7 separate regions of the Mus musculus genome follow, and all the other regions are linked to region 1. A link is a loop called in an ENCODE intact Hi-C map of the cell type or tissue named here. Cell type or tissue: left cerebral cortex. All regions are shown on one strand. Region 1 overlaps Hs3st1 (heparan sulfate (glucosamine) 3-O-sulfotransferase 1). Region 2 has its middle 75 kb from the start of Clnk. Region 3 has its middle 670 kb from the start of Gm35380. Region 4 has its middle 78 kb from the start of Gm46937. Region 5 overlaps Clnk (cytokine-dependent hematopoietic cell linker). Region 6 has its middle 12 kb from the start of Clnk. Region 7 overlaps Gm40293 (a long non-coding RNA gene).

The links. Peaks named below come from ENCODE experiments on the same cell type or tissue, not always from the same donor. Only the 100,000 strongest peaks of a DNase experiment are listed, where the experiment ranks them.
Region 2: it touches region 1 in a loop (3-fold over the local background); 2 of 42 quality-filtered maps call a loop at or near these places.
Region 3: a loop joins it to region 1, with 3 times the contacts of the local background. A loop is called at or near these places in 4 of 42 quality-filtered maps.
Region 4: it touches region 1 in a loop (2.4-fold over the local background); 2 of 42 quality-filtered maps call a loop at or near these places.
Region 5: it touches region 1 in a loop (7-fold over the local background); 39 of 42 quality-filtered maps call a loop at or near these places.
Region 6: it touches region 1 in a loop (3-fold over the local background); 4 of 42 quality-filtered maps call a loop at or near these places.
Region 7: a loop joins it to region 1, with 4 times the contacts of the local background. A loop is called at or near these places in 11 of 42 quality-filtered maps.

Annotation. Positions count from the first base shown.
Region 1 is chr5:39,638,110-39,642,109 of GRCm38, reverse strand. All of the region lies in intron 1 of Hs3st1 (heparan sulfate (glucosamine) 3-O-sulfotransferase 1), which reads left to right. Among named protein-coding and RNA genes, the nearest start is that of Hs3st1, 4.5 kb to the left of the region's middle. In left cerebral cortex, a CTCF peak has its summit at 2,441 (motif pointing right); DNase peaks (open chromatin) are centred at 1,104, 2,188, 2,441, 2,886 and 2 more places; H3K4me3 peaks cover 2,903 bases; H3K27ac peaks cover 1,283 bases.
Region 2 is chr5:38,950,046-38,954,045 of GRCm38, reverse strand. No RefSeq gene overlaps it. Among named protein-coding and RNA genes, the nearest start is that of Clnk, 75 kb to the right of the region's middle. In left cerebral cortex, no CTCF peak of the experiment used is centred here; no DNase peak of the experiment used is centred here.
Region 3 is chr5:40,950,822-40,954,821 of GRCm38, reverse strand. No RefSeq gene overlaps it. Among named protein-coding and RNA genes, the nearest start is that of Gm35380, 670 kb to the left of the region's middle. In left cerebral cortex, a CTCF peak has its summit at 1,694 (motif pointing right); a DNase peak (open chromatin) is centred at 1,713.
Region 4 is chr5:39,158,211-39,162,210 of GRCm38, reverse strand. No RefSeq gene overlaps it. Among named protein-coding and RNA genes, the nearest start is that of Gm46937, 78 kb to the right of the region's middle. In left cerebral cortex, no CTCF peak of the experiment used is centred here; DNase peaks (open chromatin) are centred at 2,048 and 2,380.
Region 5 is chr5:38,780,126-38,784,125 of GRCm38, reverse strand. All of the region lies in intron 4 of Clnk (cytokine-dependent hematopoietic cell linker), which reads left to right. Among named protein-coding and RNA genes, the nearest start is that of Gm22779, 82 kb to the right of the region's middle. In left cerebral cortex, a CTCF peak has its summit at 2,100 (motif pointing left); DNase peaks (open chromatin) are centred at 2,105, 3,302 and 3,766.
Region 6 is chr5:38,886,884-38,890,883 of GRCm38, reverse strand. No RefSeq gene overlaps it. Among named protein-coding and RNA genes, the nearest start is that of Clnk, 12 kb to the right of the region's middle. In left cerebral cortex, no CTCF peak of the experiment used is centred here; DNase peaks (open chromatin) are centred at 1,210 and 2,054; H3K27ac peaks cover 457 bases.
Region 7 is chr5:39,212,962-39,216,961 of GRCm38, reverse strand. It overlaps Gm40293 (a long non-coding RNA gene), which reads left to right. Exons shown (of 4, transcript XR_868387.1): 4 at 3,469-3,786. Among named protein-coding and RNA genes, the nearest start is that of Gm40293, 92 kb to the left of the region's middle. In left cerebral cortex, a CTCF peak has its summit at 1,685; DNase peaks (open chromatin) are centred at 482, 1,808, 2,210 and 2,766; H3K27ac peaks cover 812 bases.

The DNA of each region.
Region 1 (4,000 bases):
CGTCTATATAGCTGGGACTTGTGTTTTCATCCTCAAAAGAAGAAATTCTCAGCCTTGAAAAATCCCAGGGATTCTCGGAAGGGGGAAGATTCACAGGAGCTTTTCCTGTCTTAAGTTAAAATTCAGTGGTGATTCCAAAGCAGGTGGGAGAAGGGGAGTGGCTGGGGGAGGAGGGGGAGGGATGAGCTGGTTGGTATGTGCTGCTCAGCCTCTTTGAGACCCAACCTGCACTCTGGGTGTCACACAGCCACTGACAGGACTGAGTCCCGTTCTCTCCTGGGTAAGGAGGCAAAGATAGTCAAGCATGGGATGCCTGAATGGGTTATAACCTATGTCTGCCATGAGTATCTAGACACCAGTTCCAGAGCCTGAGCTGAGGAGTGTAGCACTTTTTTGGCTGCTCTGTGACAAGTGAACTGTCTTCCAAGGTGTTACAGAAGGACAGACAGCACTTTTCATCTGAGGTTAGAAAATATGAACACTGCAGTTCTCCAGTCCCCAACTTAGCCATGGAACCATCTGCTTTCTATCTAGACTCCCTTTCTTAAACAAGAAAGCAAGAGACTGAAGGCTGTGATGAGGCCAGCCTCTGTCCCCATGACCTTAGGCCCACTGTTTCCTCTCTCTTCGTCTCCTAGTCTTTCCTGTAGATTAGTGACTGGAGAATGATTAAGAGGAAATGATAAAATACACCTAAAAGACATTTTGCTGACTACAAAACACTTGTGAAATTTTGATTATTTAATTTGCCTTTCTGGCTTTTATATTTTATATCTACTTAATGTTCATGTTAATTGTAATTGGGGTGTGCCTGCATCGGAGTTCATCACAGCCACTAAACCTAAAATGAGGGCAGATTTAAATAAGTTTCATCTTATGTGCACTCTCCATGAGTTACGTCATCTCTGAGCCTCACTGTTTCTAAGAATTACAATTTCCAGGATCAGCGTTAACTTTTAGAGTTGTTTTTTCATCTTTGTCTGTTTTCAGACAGGGTCATATATCCTGGGCTGACCTCCAAGTTGCTCTGTAGCTAAAGATGACCTTGGACATCATCTGGCTCTCCCGCTCCTAATTTCAAGTGCTGGGATTATAGACATAAACTATAGCATCCAGTTATTTTAGTGCTGTGGTTCAAACCAGTGTGCTAGGCAAGTACTCTACTAATGGACCTACATCCCTTGTCTTTTAAAGTGTTTTGCTGTAGTTTTACTTTTAAGTTTAGTGTGTACATATGTCTTAAGTAGATATATTTGTAGGGAAGGACAATATTGCTTAATCAAAAACAGAGAAAAGTTAGAAGACAGTGACTCAGCTGGGGGAGAGTGAAGCATAACCAGTTTTGTGGTCTCTCTTGTCTAAGTTGGTCATCTGCACAAAGTGTTTGCCTTTCTATCTTTCATTTTTCTCTTTTTTCAGAATTTGTCCCTAGAGCCTAGTTCAGTATCAAACACTTAATGCATTTTCCAAGATGGGTTTGGAAAAGTGAATGAATGATTGAACGGAATCTTCACAGCTATTCAAAAGAGCAGATGGTATAATTTCTATTTTAACAATTGCGAATCTGCAGATTAGGAAACGTTGTCAGTTTTCTGAAGGTACAGAGGATTCCAGATTGAAATTCAGATCTATGTGTTCTCATTACAGACTTCAGTACTGTTTTGGGGGGGGGGGGGCTCTCCCTCCATCACCACTCAAAGTCCCACTAAGTGTCTGGAAGGTACCCAGCAACCAAATATCATTTTTTTCTATATAGAATCTCCACTGTCTTGGTCAGAGAGATGCTCCTAGTTGGAGGTAGAGTTTCTTTTCCTAGTTTGTATCTTGTAGCCCTGAACTCAGTTAAATGATCCCACCAGGGAATTGGAATCTGGAGGGAGAAGTGTAAGGACACAGAAACTGTAGAGTGTTTATCATCAACTTGGGTCATGGATCAAGTGGCTGGCGTCAGCAGCAGCATCCAAGTCTCAGGATGTGCTCCCAGCGGAGCTATTCCTTGGGTACCATCTTGACATGATCCCTGGAGTCTGGTCCCCTTCATTCCTTCTCATTTTCCAAGCCTGGATTTTCGGCATCTCCCTAGATCCTAGAGGCATCACCGAGTCTTCAGACAGCTTACTTTTTGTGTCTGCGTTAAGCAGCATCTTAAGCAGCTGATGCAAACAGCCTCCACAATCCATCTTCAGGACTGCCTCTGGCATGAAGCCTTCTCAGCTCCCTCCACCCACAGGGAATTAAGTCCATAGCTTTTGCAGGCCGTTAGAATAATATTTACTGGGCCATAGTTTGTCAATAGTTATGTGCTACCGGGAGAGGACTAGAAAAATGAATACATTATTCTTTGAAGGAAAGGCTTAAACATAACAGAAATAGATCCCAAAGGACATCTTTCCTAATTTTTTTTTTCTTTCCTTCCGCATACTGCCTGCTTTTTGGTAACATTCCAGCAGGGGGCGCAAATGACAGTACCTTCAGCTGCCAGACAAGAAGCAGCCTGCATAGGACTGAAACATGGGTCTACAGCTCAGATCCAACACTCTGTTGCTAGTGAAACCTATGACCTAACCTTGCCAGGGTTTGTTTAATGTTTAATATAAATGACAGGTTAACAGTTTTATGTAAAATTTACAGACATCGGTTTCTAGCAGCCTATTCAACATGTCTAAATAACACACGTGAGTGTGCAGAGCGTTTTCCTATAAAGGGACCTCGGAGCTCTCCCACAGACCTGCAGACTATTGGCTTCTGAGTGCTTGGGATAGACGGAAGCTTTGCTTGGAATGTGACTCTCACGAAAGATCTTACCTGTAAGGCCACAACAGGAATGTGGGGAAAGGGGTATGGATGCTATAGTCACTTCCTTCCTCGTGATCTGCTTCAGCCAGTTCGGGATGTCACTGGTCTTTATCTCTGCAAGCAGTTTTAGAATCCCATTTACACCTTTAACTCATTTGCTGAGTTCCAACCCCGCTCTACTGACTGTTCTTCCTGCCAGTGACACAGTGGGGAATAAAACAGATGGAAGCCCTCACCACTGTGCACATCTAGTAGAAGACAAAGCGGGAGAACTAATGAAAATCCCTCCTGCTTAGACTGGTATATGCTAAGGATGGAAACAAAAATCAGGGAAGTGTGAGATGAAAAGTCAGGGTTGCTGGTAAGTTGAGGGGCCTAAGGCAGTTAGCCTGGGCTCTAGTTCAGTGTGACCATGTCAAGTTTCATGATCTGACACAAAATGGTTTTCAGTGTGGGAATATGGAGTTTTGATTGGACTCCGAAATTTCAAATTAATCTCTGATATTTCTCTGTAGGCCTAACTTGTTTTAATTGATGGGTAGGCATGCTGAACACAAGCCTTGCACCAGACCTTGTATTAGGTATAGTGATGGACCACCAAACCAATCAATGATATTACAGACCAAGGTGGAAGGCATCAGTGTCACAAGGGATTGGATCACCAGATCTCTGGAGGGGCTTAGGGAAGATGTCCTTGTGGAGAATTCCTGCTCAGAACACTGGTACCCAGTGCCTTTTTAATTGAACAGTGAATGTGCATACATTTGTGCCAGAAATAACTTGCCTGTGTACCTTCCCACTTCTTTTCCTTGCCTGGATTCCCTCCTTATTGACAATTTCTTTGACTGACACTAACTTTTCTTAAAAAGTATTATTGCATTGACTCTTGAGAGCAAAGTTTTTAGTTTTAGTTTTGTTTTTTTTTTTCTTTCAAAGTATGAAGGATGATTGTACCCTTAGAGGCCATCTTCCAAATCTACCCAGCTTTTCTTGATAGACAGTTGTCCAGGAGATGAGAAAATATTTTGAGTTCCCGATGAACTTCCAGGCAGTCAGATAAACTAGCAAGGTTGTGTGTCAAAGGTGGGAAGTGTTTTTAGCTGTCCTCAGTGGGCTTATCTCAGAGATAAGCCTCGTTCGTCACAGTTCCCTTTTTTCAAATCTTTTGGTCTTTCTTAAGACAATTGTGTGGCCCCTGAGTGTG
Region 2 (4,000 bases), 690 kb after region 1:
CCATACACTGGACAGGCAACAGATTCACAATAGTAACTCCGTTGTAGATACCTGCTCTTCAGAAATTCTGTTGACAAAGCAGACCCAGAACATTTATTTTGAAACTTCGGCCTGTGAAATTCTGTTGAATGGGCTTATGACCTGCAGGCTCATCCTTTTATCCTTACCCAGAGTCCTGAACTCTCCAGAATTTGGCTAACATAATAGAAAACTAGAACCAGAAACACAAGAGCCTTCAGAACCTTCAAGAAGTTCATGTTCTGAAGCATGAACATTTTCTCTTAGTGCTGGTTGATACCTTCTGGTTGCCCCTTAACTCATTTTTCCCAACTTGGAATCTTGTTACTCTTGGTTTAGAAAGGACCTCAATATGGCTACCTATAGACTGGTCAGCCCAGAGCACAGGTGAGAAGCTAGATTAGGAAGTTTTGGCTTGGAGCAGGAACACAGCAGGTAGTAGTAATGAAGATATGAAAGCAAAGAGGTGGAGCCAAAGATAAATTGTAAAGCCTATCTGGGAGAGTAGACATCCATCCAGACTCCAGACATCCACATAGGAATCCCTCCAAAGGAGTTTCCATCATCAAGGACCAGGCACCTACAGTCTGTGTTTAAATAAAGTTTTATTGGGCCATGTCAGACTGGCTTGTCCAACCCGCTGCCATGGGTACTTCCATGCCTCCCAGGCAAGCAGAAGTTCTTGAGGAGAAAATCTTAAGGCCCATAAAGCCATAAACATATAATGTCTTCTTACAGAAAGGTAAACCCAGAATCATCCTAAGATTCTCTGGAACTGTCCAACTTAAAAGGATTTTTCATTCATACTAAACTAATTCAGTGGGTCACTTCTACCTTCTACGTAGTACTTCTCTATAGCAGGCATAGTTATCCTGTGCATTAGTCAGGGTTCTCTAGAGTCACAGAACTTATGGAATGTCTCTATATATCAAGGGAATTTATTGTAACAACTTACAGTTTGGAGTCTAACTAATCTAACAATGGGCAGCTGTGAATGGGAAGTCCAAGAATCTAGTAGTTGCTCAAACTCATGAGACTAATTGTGTCACCTGGTCTTCTGTATAAGCTGGATTCTTGAAGAAGTAGGTTCTAAATAGATACACTGGTAAATAAGTGCAAGCAGGTGAAGAACGGTGAGTCTTCCTTCTTCCAATGTCCTTATGTGGGCCTCCAGCAGACGGTGTGGCCCAGATTAAAGTAATGGACCACCATACCTGGATCTGGAATTTGCTTTGTCCCCACCTGGTCTTGAACTCAGAGATTTGCCTGCCTCCGTCTCCTGGGGTTAAAGGTGTGTACTACCTTACAGGGGTCTAAGCTTTTCATGGCCACTATGCCTCAAGATCTCCATGTTCAGATCTGGGTTAGAAGCCTGTGTCTCCAGTCTCATGATGTGGATCACAAGTGTGCTTCCAGGTCTGGATTGTAGTTCATTCCAGATGTAGTCAAGTTGACAACCAAGAATAGCCATCTCATCTTGCAACCATGATCTTGCTACATCTAGATTCAGGACATCGTCTTCTGAACAAAGATTCCCAAGACACTGTTCAGTCCTTAAGCAAACAGCAGCACTTGCAGTATAGTCTTCTGTCACAAAACAATTACTGAAGTGAAGCCTACAGATGCATCTCCCTGGAATATGCTCTCATGTGTCATTCAAATCTAGTGAAATGTCACAGCCTTGAAGAAGGGATCACCAACCACATGATCCAAATAAAGACACTGTTTCCTCTGCTTGCCTTAAAGTCTCCAAAGCTCCCAGCACTAAGTCCCAGTGTACTATGGAAGCCTTTGTCTAGCTCTGACCTCTTCTCAATGGGGCTGTGGACCTCACTTACATCTTTCAGTGCCACTCTGCCAATCCCTATGAACTTAGCTCATTCACCATATAAACGCTGAGATGAATAATGAATGATGCCAATCACGAGATTTCACCTCCCATCACAGTGTTAAGATGAGTTTTAGAAAGAGGGGAGACAGTGGTTTGGGGAAACAAATGCAATACAATTACAAAATACAAAATACAAAACATGAACTACATTTTTTTAACTTTAGGGCATGCCAAAGTGTCTAATTGAATCATGGAAGAAAGCACTTTTCTTTTGTAAGATGGTGAAACCATGAAGCACAGTGACTGACAAATGTGTGGAGTGGCGTGGATCTGAGTTTAAATCTGAATATTTGAGCCTTTCAGATCAAGAACAAACACATACACACAGAGTGGTTAGAATTACTTAGCACCAGGGGTAATTCTGTGGGTTGAGGGTGAGTTATCTATAATAGTTGAACAAAAGTGTTCTAAATCTCACATTTTGTTTTTAGTTGCTCTTTGACAATCCCTGATCTGAAGATCTGGAAACCCCTGACTACTGTTCCAGCTGAAGCCCTTTGCTGCACTAGCAACCACTAGAGATGCTTGCTGTATAGTGAAAGGGGTGTTGTGGGGATGCGCACTACCTGCCCTCTAGCCCCTCAAAGAACTCTACCAGACTTCACTTCCTCTTCTAGCTGGACCTCTACATGCAGCAGATGGCACTGTTCAGACCCCATTCCACCCTCTGGTCCATATATATATATATATATATATATATATATATATATATATATATATTCAACTTAAAAATATACATTTTTACATTCACATTTCTCTTCTATTTAATTTATTTTTTTCAGTTATTCACTTTACATCTCACTCACTTTTTATGATCAGAGTAAAACTAAGAACTAAAAGGCAGCCCTGTCACGGTGAGATCTCTTCCCGCAACCCCCATTGCCTTTGGTGACGGGCAGGAATCACTTCCTGGGAACTCATGAGAAAAGCTGCCTTCTTTTGCCACAGTCTGACCTTAGGCAGCTCCATACCAAATGTGTCATTAAAGCGAGCTTTATGCCTTCACTAGCCAAAGCCGTTTCCTGTAGAGAGAGCTTCTAGCCACCACTGGGTGTAACCAATGCCTATAGCCAAAGGCTGGGCCCCTCCAGCAAGGCAGAGATCCCTTCCCTCAGGCTTGTCACCTGCCAGAGGGCTGCCCAGGACTCCAGACATTTTAGGGGAAAATACTTCTCAGCATACAAGATGCATTTTATGCTTTAATCGAAATAACAGCTTTTTTTTCCATTGCTGCAGCTAAAAGGCACCCTGTGACGAGAGAATCCTGAGTCCTGGGAGAAAGGAATGAGAAGCCAAGAAATGTTCTCTCTGGGACACTACCTCACTGTGGTAAGGAAAACAGTGACATCAAACCACGCTGAGTAAAAAATGTCTTCTTTCCCTTTCAAGAGAAAATATCCGGCTCAGCAAACAAAGAGCCCTTCAAAACTTTAGGGACTTCTAATTACAACAAATACACTTGGCTGCAAAGTGACATCTACCCTAAGATTTACAGCCTCTAGCTGCTTAGAAACTGCTAGGTTTTCAGCAGGATACTTTTGGAGACTGGAGTCAATTCTTGTTTGCCTATGAAGTTGAGGGTCTGGGGATTCCTAAACAGTCAAATTAATTCAGTTGGTAGTGATTGAATAAAAGACCCAGGTTTCATTTCTATGTCTACTGCTTTACGGCTGGCTAGGTTTTCTAAGACAAATCTTAACCTATCTGAACCCCATCCAGTTCTTCAAATGCGGTTTGCCAAAACTGCCTGCCTTTAAAGTCAAGTTGAGGAGGTAAGCGTGCATTTTAAGGTGACTGAAGCAACATGTTGTACTTCAGAGCCTGAAGTAATACTTTCATATTACTTTTTTTTTGCCACCAGACCCTTCACTTTAGAGCGGATGTAGAAAGAGCTTATGACAATAACTTTTAAATCTAAGGAAGATTTAATGGACCGGGCAGTGGTGGTGCACACCTTTAATCCCAGCTCTTGGTAGGCAGAGGCAGGTGGATTTCTGAGTTCCAGGCCAGCCTGGTCTACAGAGTGAGTTCCAGGACAGCCAGGGCTATACAGAGAAACCCTGTCTCCAAAAAAGGAAGAGGAATGAGAAG
Region 3 (4,000 bases), 1.3 Mb before region 1:
ATAGAAATTTGACCCACATTGGAAGACTAACATCCCAAAAGAAGCTACTTTCCTTTAGAATGGCCATTGTGAGTATATAAACATTCACTGAGACACATAAAGTTTGGGACTAGGTACGTTTTTTGAGTGCTTTTTAAAAAACTGACTTGGTGATATTGTTATTTGTGAATTTATCATGGTACAGTTATTCTAAAAATTGTGTCATGAGACCCATGTGAGCTCAGGCCAGACCAAATTCCAATGTGACAAGAGAATGGCCGCTGGTTTCATTTGAGTACATAAGCTGGCAATTGGTACCTCCTGCCAGTGGGAGGGTCAGTTTTCCTTCAGTATGTACCTGGTACCTGCTTATACTTAGAGTGGTGTGGACAGAGGATTGCCTGTTTATATATTGTGCATATTTCCACCCTGGCTGGCTTAAATCTACCAAGGTGACACCACTGAGGGCATTACCTCTTCCCAGTGTAAGCTGGTTCTGGTGTGACAGTGTCCCTCCTGCAAGGTGACATTGCAAGATAATCTCCCCAGAATTCAATTTTATAGTACATGACATGGGCATATCAAAAAATGTCTCAGGTTAAATGTGATAACTTTCAGAAATACCAAATGTGGTGCTTGGTGCACAAGACTAGTTGCACAATGAGTAAACACCAAATTTTTAAATATAATTAAGCATAGAAACTGAAAATGTGTCTCAACCTTGTGTTAATGGAAAGAAAACTGATAAGAGAATTCTAGTCTCTAAAAAGAAACAAACAACAGTGGTCTTAAATTCCTATTTTCCCCATAATAACACCATGCAAATATTACTTCCTTGGCTTTCATTTCCTTTGTCAAGATCTCTCCTGTCAATCACTGAAAGGACAAAACAAATGAAAAGGGATAACTCTGGCCTTGATGCCTTTTGCACTTTACAGAAGGAACGACTGTTGCAAAGTATTCTGTCTCATAACATGTCAGAGTGAGACCTTAAATGTGAATTTACAAGGTTATAAATATGTGAATTTAAGATTTTAAATATGTGAATTTAATAAAATTGTAGGTCATAATCAAGTATTTTACAAGTTACAAAGCATCTGAGTCCATAAAATCATTGACTATGCATGCATATGCTTATGTTCTTTCTGTATATATAGAAATACACATACATATAAGAAAGTAAATTAGTGTATCATATATGTTTGATACAACCTTTTGTGCAGACTTTTGTAAATAATTTTGAATAATATACTAAAACATAATCATTGTATCATGTCATTTGGCTATTTATTCATTTATTTTTTTATTCATTTATTCATTAATTACCTGAATCATTCATGAGTCAATCTTTATGGACTCTCTTATCACATACCAGACAATATTCTTGTCAAGAAAACACACACAAATAAATAAGATAGATCTCATGGACTGTAGGAAGTGGCCTTTTTCCTGAGGTAGACATATATAGACATAACTATAAAGGGAAGAGTGCAAGAGAGCAAATTATTCATATTAATGAAAAACACAAGATTACCATTTTAGGTTTAATGAAATAGGGAGTTTAGACAAGATAGGGTAAAGGCAGTAGACATGGGAAGCAATTTTAATAATCTGTTCAGTTGCATCCACTAGATATCAATTTAGCATAGGAATGTGTAAGTATGACTCAACTTCCTCTAATCAGCAGGCTGCAGGCCTTTCTTAGCAGTACAGCTTGTGGCCTGTAGATGGCATGAATAGCTCACGGATCTGATGACTCTCCCCAGCACCTGTTGGCGGCAACCTTAAGCACTGTGCAGCAACAGTCGAGCTGTTTGCCTACCGCTGCTCCCAAGAGCAGAGCTACATATTTATTTTCTTGGTTCATCTTAAAACCTTGTGATGCAACACATTTTTCATGTCATGGATTTTTAATGTTCCTGAGCATTTTGTCAGTGCAGCTCATAAATGTATGCGTAGGAAGGCCTTTAATGTGAATGACTTTTGATCTTGAGATGTAAATAAAGAATTATTCACAAAAAAAAAAGAAAGAAAGAAAGAAAGAAAGAAAGAAAGAAAGAAAGAAAGAAAGAAAGAAAGAAAGAAAGAAAGAAAGAAAGAAAGAAAGAAAGAAAACCCGCAGTCGATACTGTGGACAAATCAGGTAAATTAAAAACAGAGGTCACCAACCCTACACACAAGTGTGCCTGCTAAGCACAGACAGTCTTTCCAACATGTAACCACCCCTCTCAACTCTAGAAGAGGGCAATCAGTTAGCACCTTAGTTCTAGGGCCAGAATTATACAAACCAATAAGTGCCTACTGCTTTATACCATAGGCAAGCTGCTGCTCCAGGTGATAAGGAATTCATACTTGAATAACCGTAAAACCTGGACTGTGAACCACACGGTTTGGGGCAGAATAATAATACAGGCAAATATTGGGTAGAAACTCAAGCTGTAAAGTCAGGAAAGATAGTGCAAGCCTATTATCCCAACACTCTGGAGGCTGAAGCATGGTGGGATATTAAAGCTAGCCTGGGCTACACAGGGTTATATAATAAGATCCAGGTCAACCAGGGATACAGACTAACAGCCCATCCTGGTGGAAAAATATCACACATCCATTCCCAATGAAAGGCATTCAAGCAAGGATTTATCAGACCAGGAGTGTGAAGGGTATTATATTCAATAATGACAAGGTTATTTTTCAATATGATAGAATAGGAATTGTCTAAGGGGTTGCAGAGAAACTCCAGAAAAGTTGTGAGGAGGGAAGCCCTTCAAACAACTGAATTGGTTTGGACAAAGTTACGTTTTGTAAGCTCGTTTTTAATCTCACAGAACTGTACACTCCAGCCCCATGATTATGGCCCAGATAGAAGTGCATATAATACTTAATGGAAGTAAATTTCCCAAGCAGAAATCAATATAATACAAAATTAAATGAATCCTTATACTCTACACAATTTACTCTATTTTTAACTTACACTATAGTAAAATATTTGCATTTGTCAGCCTTATAGCTTTTAATACACAGTTATTGTAAAAGCAATTAGAAAGTTCAGAAAATCAATTAGTAATAAAAATAACCCATAATTCCAATTTCTGATGAAGTAACTAATAATATTTCAGTGTTTAAAAACGCCTAAGTGATTAAATAACTATTCCAATATCATGATGTCTATATTTATTAAAATGTGACTGAGATTGGACTAAGTTATTGACATATAAAACCACTCATGAGGACTATGACATTTCGTGCCTTGTTAAAATTTATAGGCAATCAATGAAAATGATTTCCATTTTGAAACAAGAAAGGGGCTACTTTCAACCTTGGGCTCTATAACTAATATATTTGTGTTAAAGTCAAAGCTAAAATGAGTTATCAGGTAGCCCTCTCTCTGTTGGTGACTTCCTTTTCTGTTGCTCTTGGTGAGTAGAAGACAATTAGTTGCTGGACCTTGGTCATGCTGCACACTTAGCTTAATGTTTCCCCAATGAGAATAGCAAGTGAGTTCCTGTAATACTGTCATTTGAGAACCTCAGAAATATAATAGTCTAAAATTTCCAACCATCAGATACAATGGTGGTTTGAGGTAAGCATCCTATTGTTTTGGAGGTATAGAATGCTGTGGAATGTTCATTCACACCCCTGTTCTATACTCAGGATATATCAGTGGCAACTCACCCAATTGTGTAAGTAGAAATTGCTTTAAATATTGCTAAATATACTTTGGAATGTAAAAATCATCTTGACACTGAATCGTTGCCCAGAATCTCTTTAGTAATGATATAAAAGGATAGAAAATTTCTCAGTATATTTAGACTGACCACCATGAACTATAAATTTGAGAGCCCCTGCAGCATTACCTAGTTTTATTTCATCACAGAACCAGGATTCTGCTCTGTGCTTGTCAGAATTGTGTAGGTGCTGGAAGTCATAGGTACAGCAGTTTGTACCCTAGTATCTTTTACCCATGAAGCTCAGAGGAGTCAAGACCATCACTGTTTCCATTATATCTATTATGTGGTTTTCCACG
Region 4 (4,000 bases), 480 kb after region 1:
ATGGGGCAAAATGTATTTCAAATAAAAATGAATTCATTTCTTTCTAGCTCTCCAAGGAGCACTGGAGTTCATTGCTGTAGTGGCTCAGGCTCCTGCTCTACTGGATATGCAGCCAGATTTAGAAAGGATAGCTGAATACCTGTGGCAGATGCTCTCTCCAACGCATGACATATTTCAAGCTGGAATCATTTCTAAAAGCCCAGAGCATGATATGAGGATGCTAGTGTTGCACTGAGGGTTAAGTGTTAACAGCCACAGGTAAGGAGGTTTGTATGCAGAGGGCGAAGGGTATTTTAGTGTTTCTTCTCATGTTCCAACTTAAGAACTGAGCATGTTGCGTGATGTCCCTGGACTCATCTGAAACTAATTTCTCATTCTATGAAATGGAAATCTCTGCTCATTGTTCCTAGTTCTAAAGAGAGAGAGAAAGAAATGTGAGGGAAAGGGAGTTGACCTTTGAGAGCCCCCTCAAGCTTGAGCAGCTTGCTAATGACACTGACAACATAATAGCAATGTCGTGATTGTACAGCCCTATCTAAGCCTCAAGCACAGTGACAGTAACTCCATATGAGATTGCACACCTGGCAGCATCTTTCTGGGGCAGGGGCTCTTGTGAGCTAAGGTTTGCAAACAGGAGGTGGGAGGGTGGAGAGGTTAAAGAGCTTCTCCAAGGTCAAAAATAGCAGAGGCCAAGACTAAAGGTATGCCTGTTCCTAGAGAGATGACTGTCTATTTAATGGTCACAGGGAAACAGATGTATGCACTGGGCCTCTTACCACAGGATTGGGGGTGGGGAGAAGCTCAACTCAGTGGAGGAGGGGACATTGAGACAGACCTTGGTACAGCTGTAAAACTGGTTTCATTCCCTATCAGGGTATTGATAAGGCAACTTCATCGATCTGACCTTTGAAACTTCCCATACTTCACCTTTAATGAAGTGATAGGAAGCAGAGAAATACTTCTTTGTAAAAGGAAGAAAATATCATTTCAAGCAATGCTTTGACAAGGAAAAAACATTCTACCTTGCTCTATTCTTGTGTCTTCCATTTCACATCTAAGAAAACCACTGGTCAATGTGGATATGACTTTGCCAGCCCCCTGTGAGATACTGCAAGAAACGCTGGACTCTGGCTCTGTCTGAAAAGTCTTAAGGGTATCACTGCACCCTATGATAAAGGAGGCTGTGGTGACCTCAAATAAAGATGAGCAAACTGTCGGTCCTGCCCGGCCAGCTTGCACCCCTGCTTGTCACACACCAGAACACTCATGCCATACTGATGGCAACAGATTCCTCCTGATTCCTACTCACGGTTGCAGATTTGGGGCTTTGCAAAAAGAGTTGCCTGAGGCCTGAAATTGCAGTGTGTGTGAACCAGTAAGTGCTCAGAGCTTGAATTAATTTCTGGAGAGCCAAAAAGAAATCAATGGCCTATTTTGTATGCTCACAATACTTGTGGCCATACCTCATAAGCAATGTCAGTGACCCCACAACCATGGGGGAGGTTGCATGAAAGGGCTTTGGTGTTGATACACACATAGCTTGCATAAAAATATCAGGGGCTACCTATGTTCCCCATCACTACATATTCTACGATAGGGCAGAAAGTATCTCTCCATTTTTATGGTACAGAAAGTGAGTGATCTGAAAATCTTTTATTTGTAAGTGCAGGTCAACACTCAAACCTGAAACCCAAGCATATACTCATTCAATATCCAGGAACCTAGTGTTTTCTTTTGAAGGGGAGCTGAAACAAAGCAGAGTGAATTGCCCTAAAGCCTTGGGGTCTGAGGGCAATTGTCTCAGGATATGGTCCAGAGTAACAGCAGGAGGACCATCATGGTCTTAGAAGAATATGGGTTCGGGTCAGCGGCCAGTACCCCAACAGAATCCATCTTGCATGCATGGGCCTCTCTGGGTGTTCATGTAGTGAACACTTTGCACATAATCTAAGCACTGGAGAAATTTTCTGAAGCTACTACATGGCTGGGTATCACATTAAAGTGTGTTCTATCAAAGGTCAAGGAGTTCACAGTTGTAATCCCAGCACTTGGGAGGTTGAGGGAGAAGGATCACAAGTTTTGAGGAAGCTTTGATCTAGAAGCAAGCAAACAAACAGCAATAAACCCCAGGGCAGAGCACTTGTTTGACCCAAGAAGGTCCTGTATTTTATCTCAGCAATGTAGAAAACCAATAGAAGACCAACAATAAGCATTATTTGAGATTATATTGTAGATTTTTAAATTACTGTCCAAATTGTTCCTTCTCCAGGATAAGCACTAGTTATATGTATTTAAAATTCAGATGAGGAGTCTGTTCCATATGCATTTCATTTCATACATTCACACATTAATTCTCTTCTGCACCGCTCTGTGGGGGTGGGGGGAGCAAGCATTTTTCTGCGAGGCAGATCTTTCTTCATATCTTCTCCTGCCCCAAGTCGCAGTAGTCTGTTTGATTCCCATGCATCCTTCACCTTCTAGAAAGGAGAAAGGACATTCCATTCAGCACAGGCAACTTACTGTGCATTGTAGTTAAAACCAAATGTGCTTGAAGAGATTAGATGGATGTTAAAATGTAAAAATACATTGTGATGGTTTTATTACTTTTACTTCTGGAAAAATTAGCTCGTAGACCAGAAAATCCAATGTCAAATACTCAAAGCAACATAGGTAAGCCAATGATAAAAGCATCCTTTCAGAACAATTCAAAGCTTGCTTGTGGGTGTTCTTGGGAGTCTATACATTGGAGTGTGTAATCTGTGAGTGTGTATATGTGTGACTGTGTACATGTGTGTGTATGTATGGGTACATGTATGTGTGCACATGTGTATGTATATATGAGAGCATCTATAAGTATATTCATGATGGTATGTATGTGTGTGTACATATGTGTGTGCAAATATGAGTATATCTATGTGGATATACATGTTTGTGTGCACATTCATATGTGTTTGTTACTGTTCTAAAACCTTAGATAAACCTGAGATTACTTAATGACCTCCATCTTTTATTTTCAGGACAGGAGAAAGAAAAGGGCTTACTTAGACTATTGAATTTAAGTGCAGTAAAATTTTGCATAATGTATTCAGAGATAAGCCTTAGAGGCTGTATGTATTAGAAACCATTACCATTGAAAGTGTTACCACATGTTTAAGGGAGAGAAGACTAGGAAACAGGTGTTCATACTGTCGACTAAGCACCCAAATCCTTATCCCTTCATCATTTATCCAGAAATATCTGTTGCCTCTGGAAAGTTGTAAATATGCACACCTAGAAAACTAGAGTTCATTTACATATAATTTAGAGAACAATCTACAGAGAACTGAAGGCACTAGCTCCCTTTCCCTCAGTCTTTGTTTCTGTTTCATTGTGTTGTGTTTTTGGAAATATGTACCAATTAGAGAAAATTTCTGAGATGTCCTAAATTTAGCTATAACACAGGAGATTGGGTACGGCAGCTTAAGTTACAGCTCTGGCCCAAGCCACCAAATAACAGCAGGGAGGCTCAGGATCTATATTTCTAAATATTTATTGAAACTGTTAACCCACAACCCCAGTGACAGTCAAGGCACTGTCTAAAGTGGGAGGTACAGATGTGTCTCCAATGCATTGCAATTAACTCTGTATGTAATGACATACACAAAACACAGCTCATGGCACTAACAACTTGTACTGTGAAGTGTGGGAGGAAATAGCACAGATAAGCCACTAAAGAAGGTGGTGAGAACCGTGATGGGCAATCATTTGTGGAGATCACAGAAGTGCTCATTCTAGGCACCCTTTTCTTTGATACAGCTACACCATTTTGTAGAACCCAGAGATTATACAGGGGCATGTCAGCCTGCCATCTTTACAACATCACTCTCCTTTCTCTCCTTTGAACCTTTCAAACATGGGCTCCATGATCTGGAATTAAGCATGTCCCAAAATGTGTCTGTAATCTTTCTGAAGCTATACCCTTAAACTGGGCATGCTCAGAAACGGACTCCTGGACTGAATC
Region 5 (4,000 bases), 860 kb after region 1:
CATCACTCCAATGTAGTTCTGGACGACAGGCCAGGAAAACACATTAGCCTAGCTTTCAGAAAACTCACTCATCTCAGATGGCTGTGTTTCCACTGACAAGAATGGCACCCGGTAACATGCACCAACTTCTTGCAGCCTTTCCCTCCAGCTGCCCCAGAGCACAGCCGGTCTGTCAGGCCCACAAATCTGCAGATGTGTGGGGATCCCAGTGCTCACTCATTAGTTGTGCAGCCTTGAGCAGAGGGCTGCTTTCTGAGCCCAAGTTCCTTCCTCTGTGAAGTAGGTACAGATCTGAGCTACTCACTAGCACCCAGTCAACTAAACTCTCTTTGACGGGTTTCTCTCCCACCCCCAAAATGGGTGCAATAGAAAAATAGGAAATCCCATAGAACTCCACTAGAAAATTGGGACTTAGATGTGAGGCTTGAAACAAGAGAGAAATGGAACAGTGGGCTAGAAGAAATGTCAAGGAAATGGGCAAATCTTAGAGAACTCTGTACCTGGTGTGGAGAGGTGCCTTGCGGGTCAGCTTACGGCATGCACCCTGCACCCAACATGGGCTGCAACACAGTAGCACAAAAGCCAAGGTCCCAAAGTGAAGTGAGAGGCTAACCAGTGGATGATCCTCAGCATCCGCCTCCTTCCCTCCGTCTGCCCTGGTGTGTTCCCCTCCAGGTATGAGTCCTCTGAGGTGGATGCCTCCAAACTGTTCTAGAGTCTTTGGTCTCAAATATGCAATCTTTTCAACACCTTTCATCCTCTCCCATCATCCACGGGAATCCTGGAAGAGACTAGGACATTGGAAGGGGCTTTGTCCAGAGCAATAAAGCTGTTTGTTGGATACATGAGCTGGTAACCTGGAAGCCATGTCAGTGTAGCTAGCTATATAGAAACATAAAGGAAAGAAAGATTTTTAAGAAATCAACAGAGATTTAAAAAAAAAATGGCTTGCCCAGACATAGGTACTATCACAGGCCACTGGAATGTCTGAAACACTCTGACAGACTTGAAGTAACTAAGGACACACATGAAGGTGTACACAGGAGAATGGCCCTCTCAAGACAGCCACACACACCCTAGGTTTTTTATGGTGCTTGCATTTTCCCCTATGTTTGCCCTATGTTTTCTTTATGTTTTCGTTAAAAACATAGTAGGTCATCCATGAGAGCGGGTGCTTTGCAGCCTTAACTGGGGGAAGCCCATTTGTGCTCATGAAATTGTTGACAGCTTGTTCATAAAGGAGCAGGCAAGAAAAGAGTGTGCACAGTGTGAATAGGTATACTGATGCATATGGTGAAGAGTGGCTGTGTGTGTGTGTGTGTGTGTATGTGTATGTGTGTGTCTCACAGGATGTTCACAATATGAAAAGATACACACTGCTGTGTTGTGTCTCTATCTATATATCTGTGTGTATCTGTCAGTATGTCTATCTGTTTGTGTGTCTGTGTGTCTCTCTGTCTGCCTGTCTGTCTGTGGTTGTCAGTGTGGGTGTCTGTATATATCCTTCTATTTGTATCTGTGTGTGTCAGTGTGAAGATGTCTGCAGCCAATCGTTTGTATCAGTTGTGTCAGTGAAGCAACACTGCTTCTATTTTGAATGTCTGCATCTTATAACTCCTTCCACAGAAACATCCATTTTTATATAGTAGAAACAATGTCTCAATAGCTGAATGTTAACAAAGTCCTCCATGGACAGATACAGTGTGGCGTGTGAATGATGGGTCAATGTAGCTGCCCCTCAGTGGCATGCATGGTGCTACATTGCCCAACAAGATGAACTCATGAGTTATCTCCTTCCTGTGCCTAAGGAATGAAATTGTGGACAAGTGACTACCTTATTTGGAAAGTGTGTCCCTCCGTCCTAAGTCTCTATAGGCTTGGGGATGAGGAAATGTAAGATATTTGTTGATTCTATTAAAGATACAAGAAATTTCTTTTGGGGAAAACATTTGGGGTTTTTTATTCTAGTTTTCTAAGGTAACCAGTGTTAAAAGTTCATATCCCCCCTACTTTAAAAAGAAAAAGTAATAAAGATTTTTAAGACTGGGAGCCAAACCAGCAGGTACAAAATATGTGGGCCTCTAGTGCCCTCTGCTGGCAGATTCTATGCATTGCAGCAACTGCTAAATGAGCAGGCTAGCAACCCTAGTCTCCCAAGACTTCAGAACACTAACTGGATAGGAATAAATCAAGAAGACAGTTGAGCCGGAGTGAGGCTCTCGCCACATTCCTGGAAGCGCAAAACACAGTTTGTGGAGTTGCCTTCAAGATTCAAGCACAGCAGAAGAATCCACAGTCCACAGCCCGCCCTGGGGTTTATACTTTGGCTGGCCTTTGCTGCATCCAAGGAAGCAGGGCTTCTGCCAGGGTAACTCCAGTGCAGGAAGCTGTAGACTGTGCCTTAGAGAACCACTTGCTGAGACAGAGACAGGAAAGAAAGCTCCAGGTATCTAGAAGCTTCTGTCGGTGGTCTAGACAGCCACGCTGTTAGTCCAGGACTCCTGAAGAGCTCCTAGGAGTGTGGGTAGGCTGCCTCTCCTTCCCACCCATTCATTCGTCTGTCTAAGCAGTCAGCCAGTTTTACCCCTGGCCCATGGGACAGCCACAATAATAGAGAAAGAAACCATTAAAGTCTGACCGACCCAACGAGGAAATGTGCGTTATAAAAGAAGAGATGAAAACTTAGGGAAGGGGGCCCCTTTCCAGAGAACATTGGGTCTGTGCCCCAGATTCCAGCGAGAGCTTTCTCTCTCTGTTTGAGATTTCTGAATTGCCAGTTCTTGGTATCAAAGGGGCTGCAGATGAGCAAATAAAGCTGGAAGACCCAGTAAAGCGCTCTCTCTCTCTCTCTCTCTCTCTCTCCCTCTCTCTCTCTCTCTCTCTCTCTCTCTCTCTCTCTCTCTCTCTCTCTCTCTCTCTCGTGTGCCAGGCATCTTATAACCTTGCGTAGGATTGATTTCATTGTACTCACATATAAGTAAGATTAACTGGGCCCAAGAGAAATTAGATGGGCGGGCAAGAAGGCAGCAGAGAAGAACTCAGCCCCCACCCCCACCCCCCCACAATGCACTCTGGGTTGTACAGCAAACAACTTTAACCTCAGTCTTTCGGCCCTTACCAAAGGGATCACCAGAAGTTAGTGGCCACTAATCCCTGAGCTTCACTGCCGAGGAGGAGCCGGCTTGAGGAATCTCTGTGAAAGGTCAGCGGGACTATGGGCTTGGGCTGAGTGAGAAACTCCTGGCTGCAGGGCTGAACTTGAAAAGACAAACACAGAAGACAACACATGGTTCGTGGGCACTGAGCCAAGAAATCACACACTGTCTCGAAGCTGTGAGTTTCTACCGGGATAACATAGACTAAAACATCTCAGCAGCCATGTGGGATATATACTGTTGAGCCCTTCCACAGGGTAACATCAGTTAACCACGGTTGAAAGAGAGGGCATTTGCCTGAGCCCATATGGTTAGAAAGTGACAGGTGAGGATTTGAACCTAAAACATCTCATTAGCCCCCATTGAAACATTTTTGCCTTTCTCCCTTCTTTGGTTAGGGGCTCTACTATGTTACTGGCAAACTCCAAAGCTCACATCTCTAAGGAGCTAAAACATTGAAGGCTGCAAGCCATGTAAAAACTTCAGCAGAGACTCAGCCATGAGAAATAGTTATTATATATTTCTCTTTACTTACGTAAGGCAAATCCAGAAATAACCTGCCTAAGGCCTGTGGGTATCTCTGCTTCTGAGAGCCCTGGTGATTCCAAACATTCCCCCAATCTTATTGCTCCTTCAGTTGTGTTGGCCTGAACCCTATGAGCCCACAATAATGACGCCTGTGCACTCCAGAGCTAGAGGAAGATAAGAAAGTGAGTCACAACTTAAGAAAGGCTCCTGGAAGCTGTGAGTTGATTCGCTGCCTAAATTACATTGACCAGAACTTGGATTTGTGGCCACAGATAGCACCATGTAGCCAGCAACCTAGCAGACCTCAAGTGGCAAGT
Region 6 (4,000 bases), 750 kb after region 1:
TGCTTAGGTGACTATTGACCATGCTTCTCTTGTGGGGGCTGTAGGAGGTGATACTTTAGGCAGGGGCAGGAGTTCCAGGAGCATGAGGGAACACCTACCATGTCATGTAGGTGAATTATGACCATCAGGGTTCAGACCTCAGCTCGACTGGAGACCAGCCTGCAATTCCCCACATTTATTTATAATGTATTTAAATCATATCACATGCAATGAGTTTTTTGTAATTAGCTTCATCTTATTGCCACAACTCACAAAATTGAAGCAAGAAAACCCTATTTCCAATAAAGAAAAACAATTTGAGAAGGAATATGTGGTTTGCTCGATGTTCTCAAGACAGTACAGAGTTAGGGTGGGTTGTGAAGCCATTTCTGTGCAACTAACTAGTCCATTCTATACCTACAAGATTTAGCTAGTTTTGAAAGAAAGATAAGAACTAGAGAAAGAGAAAAAGTAAAAAACAAAGTTTTCTCTCTGTACACAATGTCCCCCTCTGGCCACTTAAGGCGTGTTCTCAGGAATGAGGAGCCATTCTTGTGGGGCTCTTGAACTTTGGAGGGTGTGATTTCAGGAAAGGTGATGGAAGTGAGTTTTCAACTCTCACTCTTTCCCCCACTCCCTACCATAATTGCGTTTTCACTGCATTTTACCTGTAAGTACCATCAATGACTTCTTTTGCTCACCAACAGAAATGATGGAATAGCATTTCCGAGATACCTGACAGCTCCTGAGGGCCCTCCAAAGTAGGTCAGCCATGCAGAGTGTTAAAACATCATCACAGTTGCCAAGGAGCTCCTGCCTTCTTGAGCTCCAACGATCTTGGATTCCTCAGCAGTTCTTCATGGATAACCTCAGGGTGGGAGCAGATTCGGGCCAATGTCTAGAAGGTTCCGCATGGATGCTCTGAAGTCACTCCTGGCAGTTCCGGATGGTCGGTGAATTCCTCCTGAAGTGGTCTCCTTCAAGCATTATTGTTGCTCACATGTATCTGGAAACACTCATTCAGTGAGGGCAGCAAATGTCCCATAGGCTGAGGGAAGGAAAGTAAGTTTCTTACTCCAAACTAGAGATTTTGCTGTTAGAGGCAAATAAAATGTCAGGTATTATTCACAAATCCGGCCCTTCTTCCTCAGTCTACCCTACACTGGGGCATTTGTTCTTAGATTATAAAGTACATATGAATCACTAGAAGGATTTATCTTATATACAAGGGCTCTAAAGTTGAAATGTTGGTTTTCATCTCTGTTCTGGGGTGTGCTGCAATGTGTATTTTTAACAAGTGACCTAGTTAGTCTGAATGACAAAACAACTTACAGGGAGACTAGTCAAACCTAAATTTACCAGAAAATAGAGTTTAAAACACTATGGCTGGATACTTGATTTACAACAAGGTCCTAGGAAGGCTAGACTGAGGGGGGAAGATGGGTCACTATAAAAAGATGACACTGAGCTGTCTGTTTTGTATCTTACCTGAGTAATTGCTCCACTTCACAATCTTGTGGTGTCATCTTCCTAGGTCTTGATAAGACACTATGTCCCAAAGAGTCCTCCTAGAGGATGAAAGGATGATAGCTCAAATCTCTCAATGCCAAAATTATAGAATTCAATGCTCCCCAAATTAACTTTCATTTTGCTTATACATGGGCTGTGGGTCCTGCTCTGTGTCTTGCCACAGTACTAACTTGCCAGTCTGTGGTTGTTGCTCAATGGTCCAGCCGTGGACATTATACTATGAAGTAGGAGTGAAATGGGTACAGCACAAAGCCCAGATAGATATTGACTGCAGTCAGAGCTATGTCTTGTCTATACAGAAGGCCAAGGCCCAAACAATGCAAAGACAAAAGGGTTTGTGTATCCTAAATAATGCAGACTCTCTTACTCCATCCACTGTCTTCTTTCACCTTTCTGACCTGTGATGATTGATCTTCATTGTAAACTTGACTGAATTTAGAATCATGTAGGATGACACACAGTTCTCTGGAATGTCTACAGAACTGTCTCTGAAGATGTTTAACTAAGGAAATAACACCTACCCTGAATGTGGGCAGCAGCATCCCATACGCTGGAGAAGGAGGTTAAATAAAAATGAGAAAGTCTGCTGAACACTGGCATCCTCTACTTTCTGCTTCCTGGTCTACCCAAATGTAAACAATTTCCCACTGGCACAGCTTCAATTATCTCATGCCTTCATCCTATGCCCTCTGTGATGGACTGTATCCCCTCAACTGAGAGCCAAGATAAATCATCTGTTCCTTACATTGCTTCTTATTGGGTATTTGGTCAAGAGAAACAACTCGTCTACCAACTTCACCTCTTTACACAAAAGGGACTGGAGAATTCTATGACTGGAAAGCTGAGCTGGCTAGGCTGAGGTGAAAGAAACTCCTGAGGACATGATGAAGAAGAGACTTTATCCTGCCTCTCAATTCTTTCTTTAGTCTCGAGAAGACCGAAAGATCCTTTGAAGCTAAGACTGGCTTGTAGACAAACAGGCATAGGGAGGCCACTGAGTTTAGCATGGAAACTTATATGAAGTAGATGAGGGTCTGGCTCAGTTAGGACTGAGTTCAAGTGCACCCCAGGTCCTATCTGAGTTTATGATTCAAGGACCTGTATATCTAAGCTCTTAAAAACAAAAACAAAAATCAAAATAGAAAACAAAAACAAACAAACAGAACAGAACAGATGTATCTACCAAGAAAATGCAGTATCTAGCTCTACGAGGCCAAGGGTGATTGCAATATTCAGAGGGAAAAAGGAGGTATATACCCTAGATGCTGAAGACCCTTTGCAGAATGCATCTATATCTGAGTTCTTTAAGGGTGTGATTGGGATTTGTTGTTGTTATTTTTGTTTTATATGTGAGAGCCTCATAATAAACCTCATCTGTGTACCAGCTAAAAGAAATATAAAAACAAAGATAGAGAGATAAAGACAGAAAGACAGATGGAAGGAAGGAAAGAAAGGAAGAGAGAGAAAGAAAGAGAGAAAGGAAAGGAGGAAGGGAAGAAGGGAAGAAGGGAGGAAGGAAGGAAGGAAGGGAGGGAGGGAGGGAGGGAGGGAGGGAGGGAGGGAGGGAGGGAGGGAGGGAGGGAGGAAGGAAGGATCTAATTTCCAAGTGGTGTTTCAGAGTAGCAAATCAGTCTGGGTTCATTTGTTATGCCTTCTGTGACAGGTACCATAGACCAGGTGGTTTTCACCAAAAGAAATATATTCCAGAGGCAGAAGTCTAAAATGAAGGTGTTGTCAAGGCTACAGAATTCCCAAACTATCCAGGAGGAGATATTTCCTGGTCTCATCCATCATTCATTAGATAAGGAGATACTTGTCACATATACCAGTCTCTGTCTCCATGTTCACAGCCTTATTTGACTTGGATAGCTCTGTGTTTCCCCTCATTTTAGACGTCAAATTGTCCAAGAACCATTTCATTGCCTCATCTTCTCTTTATGATATCAACAAAGACTCTTGGTTTTGAAAGATCACATTTAACACAATCAGCCTTGGGACTTCAGCACATCTTTTTGGAGACACAATTTAATGCATAACAGACTCCAAAGCCAAAGTGCCACTGGCAAATCCAGTCTTTAATTATACTCAATTTTTGTTGCTCTGTCTTTTCTCTCATCAACACCATCAGAATCATTATCAAGCTGTTTTTACACATTCTCATGCTTTTTGCTCCCATTGTTAGAATGTGCTAGACTCAAGCACAGCCAAATAAAACAGCAGTCTTGCAAGTCCAATAGCTCACTCCCTCCCCCTACCCCTGTGCAACCCATGCCCCAGAATCGCTGATACTTCCCAGGTGAAACTGTTACCCATTTCCAATAGTCCTGTAATGGGACCTGTCCCAACCCCCAGTGATGATTAGAGGAAGTATCCTAACCCTATGGAGCAATCTCTCAAGACAAGAGTGGTGCCTTCATCTGAGACCGAGCATCAAGCATATGATAGCTTAATATTCAAACTATTTAGCATAAATTGGAAAATCTATTTAACT
Region 7 (4,000 bases), 430 kb after region 1:
TTTACAGCTGAATAAAATTCCATTGTGAGTATATACTTTCATTATCCATTTCTCTGTTGATGGACAGCTAGGCTGATTCTGCTCCCTAGCTATTGTGGATAAAGCCCTGATAAATATGAATATGCAGATGAGTCCTCTAGGTGCCTCTGCTTGGGAACAGTATAGATAGGTCATATGGTAGTTCTATTTTTAGTGTTTTGAAAAACCTCCCTGCTAATTTCCATAGTGGGTCCACTAGCTGATACCCCCACCAACAGCGGATACATGTTTTTCTCTCCCTACATCTTTGCCAGCATTTGTTGTCATTTGTTTGCTTGTTGCTCTTCTGACTGGGATGAGTGGAACCTCAAAATAGTTCTAATTTGCATTTCTTGTTTCTGGGATGGTTTGAGATGTCTCACTTAGATTGTGCTTTGTGAAGATCACCACCCACCCCTACACAAAGCGTCAGCTACCGAGAGCGTATTCACTTCTTGCTAACATCCCGTATAAGACAGCAGTCTGTTCTTATTTGTGAGAGGTACATTCCAAGACTCCTGCATCATGGCAAGAGATTATATTAGTTAGTTTCTGTTGTTGTAATAAAACACCATGACCAAAAGTGACTTAAAGAACATAGACTTTATTTTGGTTTGCAGCTCCAGAAGAATTACATGTCACCATGTTGAGGAAGGCATAGCATGGTGGCAGGAAGCTGGCTGATTACATTTTTTCACATATGCATGAAGCTTAGAGAAAGAATAGGAAGTAGGGCAAGACTAAAAACCTCCAAGTCCATCCCCAGTGACATAATTCCTCTAGCAAATCTCTGCCTCCTACCAATTATATTGACTTCCCAAACACTGACTAGAGACTCAGTGTTCCAATGCATGAGTCTATTGGAGACAATTTACATTCAACCCAGCACAGAGATCACTAACTGACATTAAAGACAAACAATTATAAAATAAAATTGCAATTAAAATAATCTAACCCAAAATCTCTCTCTCCCTCTTCTTCTCCCTCATTCTTTCTCTCTCATTCTCTTTTTCTCTCCCTCCTTCCTCCCTTGTGTGTCTTTCTCTAGATATCTTACTATATTGCTCTGTAATTTCCAACTATTCTTGACCATAACTAACTAAAAATATACAAAGAGAAAATGCAAATAAGTAAAGCTTATTGTGTTCTTAAAAAACTCTTATGTGCTCTGAACATTGTGCAATATACCTATACTTATAGCACTCTGAAGGATATGTCGGAAGGATCCTGAGTTTTAGGCTACCCTGAGCTGCAAGACCTTGTCTCAAAACAACGTCTGCTCCCTATGTGCTGTTATAACTGTGATCCTCACTTGGTATGAAGAGTCAAATGTGCAGAGTGGCTTGCTGGGTTGATGGAATTGCACAGCTGGGGACTGTCCAAGGACCCATATCTAGTCCAGGGGCTGACCTGTTTCCTGTGATTTCTGTGGCCATATTCACCTCTTCCTCTGAGGTTTGCACCAGGAATGTGCTAAGAGGTAACACTGCCACGTCATAGTGGTGCCTTGGGGCTCAGAAGTTCATACTTCCTTATGCTTGGAAAAGTTTTCTGGGGGGGGGGGCGAAGTAGCCACAGATATACTGTAATATACAAGAGGATGGAGACTATTTGACAGCTCAGGGCCAGATGATGGCCTATAGCCCCACCTTCAGGTTACCTTTGTGTTCCAGACACTTCTCATCAGAAAGCACAGATTACATATTCAACCCACACAATCAAAAAAGAACCACAGAGCTGCTGTTTTAAATGCCCCATGCTTCATTTTGCAGCCATCCAAATCGAAATGGTGAGAAACAACTCGGATCTTTATAAAAGGCAGCCACTGTTCCTGGCTTTAGCTGAAGCCAAGAAGGAATGCCACAAAATTGGCCTGAGTCACCAGACTGCACTGCTGGCAAAGAAAGGGTGAAAGCCTTAATCTGGCTTTATCACTTGAAAGTCTGAACTCTTTTCTTCATGCCTGGTGCCATTGCTGTATGATCTTAGGTCTCTCTGCTCTTTCCTGTATCTCTATCCTTTATCACAACATTGTCTCTCCTCTGAATGTTCAAAAGCCTGAAGAACTAGTTTTAGGCATCCATGTCTCCTCAAAGAAGCCATGTTGAGCTTGCCAAAATAATAGTGTGTGGTGTTACTATCCCACACAGTGACTAAATCAAGGTAAGTTACGATCTTCTGAGTCAATCCAGCACTGCATGGTTCCCTGTAACTCCTGTCACCATCCTGCTCACTCCTTCCTATGACGAGCCTTGCTCACTGCCTCCTCCTTGCCTACTCTCACCCGAAGATACACTCATCTTTAGTCTCATCTCCATCCAAAGGTCACTTTCTCCAAGATGCTCTCTGCCCACAAAGCTAAAGGTTTTTCTCCACTCTTACTTCCCACCTTCCTGTGTTTTTGTCATCCTATATATTCCTGTATGAAATCCATATCTATATCATATCCATATTATTCCTGAACATAATTAAATATATGAACTGCATTTTGTTTTAGATATATTCTGCAAGTTTGATGAAAGGGAGGACTTTGTGTTCTATTCATATATTTTTTACTACAGGGAAGAGTGAAAGCCCAGAATAAAGACTGTGGTTTCAACATTCCCTAAACATTTTCCATGTGTGTTTTATCTCAAGTTAGAAATTGAATAAATCTGCTGATTCTGGTCTTGGCAGATGGGTATAGAAGGAAGCCACCAAACTTATCCTTTTCAGTTCTGAGCAATCTGCTGGTCTATACCATATGAGTCTTAGTTTCACCTCTCCTTTTGGATTGTCCATCATAGCTCTAATGAGGAAGGAACCCCACTTTGACACTGCCATGCTTCATGAGAGGATGCTGACCTTAGCTCCCTATGAGGAGATCTAACCTTCAGTTCATCTTTTATCCCAAGCACAGAGAATTAGAGATGAAGAATGAAAGGCTGGGTGATGTCACCACAGAGCACGTGAGACTTGGAGTTTTTGATGCACCCAGCGATGCACAGAGGCTTTGGAGGAAGAAGATACCCACAGGCTCCTTGCATGTCTCCAAAGCCAGCTTCCCCGGTGCCTACCCACGGAGGCTAAGCTCTCAGCTACTCTCAAGAAGAGTGTCCTGCAACTCTTCTATGACCTGCAGAAGTCTTTAGGAAGTGCTTCCTCTCCCATCTATATATAATAAAATAAAATAAAATAAAATAAGCCATTCCTAACAGCACAGTAGTGATGTGCCATTCAGCCCAGTCTCCACCAGCCACAGGCTATTTCTTAGCACTTGAATGTAGTTAGTTTTAATCTATCTGTGCTATTAGGTATAAAATAAACATATATTTTGAATACCTAATAAGAAATAAATATGTAAATATTCCATTGTTAAACTGATTCCAAACAGGAAGATCATATATATTGAATGTTTAAGGAACATGAAACAGATTATTAAATTACCTCTACCTTTGTATTAATTTCTAGGTTCCGCTACTGGGATGTTTAAAGTTGCATAAATAGCTGGAATTTGTAGCTCATACTGCTCTTCCACCTGTTGGCACTGTGACAGGACTATCATTCTCCTTCACTGACCTCGAGAAGAGTACAGTGCTACATCACGAATGAATGTTCCACCTTCCCTCCCTGACCCTGTCTGTCCCCCATAGAATCCATGCATGCTCTGTAAAAGGTGCCACTCCAGGCATAGCACTTGAAGACTGTCAGCTGTACCATGGAAACACTTCCCTTTGTGGAAATCTCACATGATCTCCATAGTCATGTTACATACTGAGTTCTTTAAGAAACCACCAAGCAGTTCCTCCAACTTAATCATCAAATACTCTGGTTTTCTATGTAAATAATAAGTTGCTTGTAAATCACAGATTCTAAAATCTCAAAAGCCTTTTTATGGATATTAATATTCTTATTATTCTTATTATGCTCATTTGTTATTTAATTGATGCTATCATGAAATATCAGGAGGAGTAGACATAAAGTCTATCAAGGAGAACGGGAA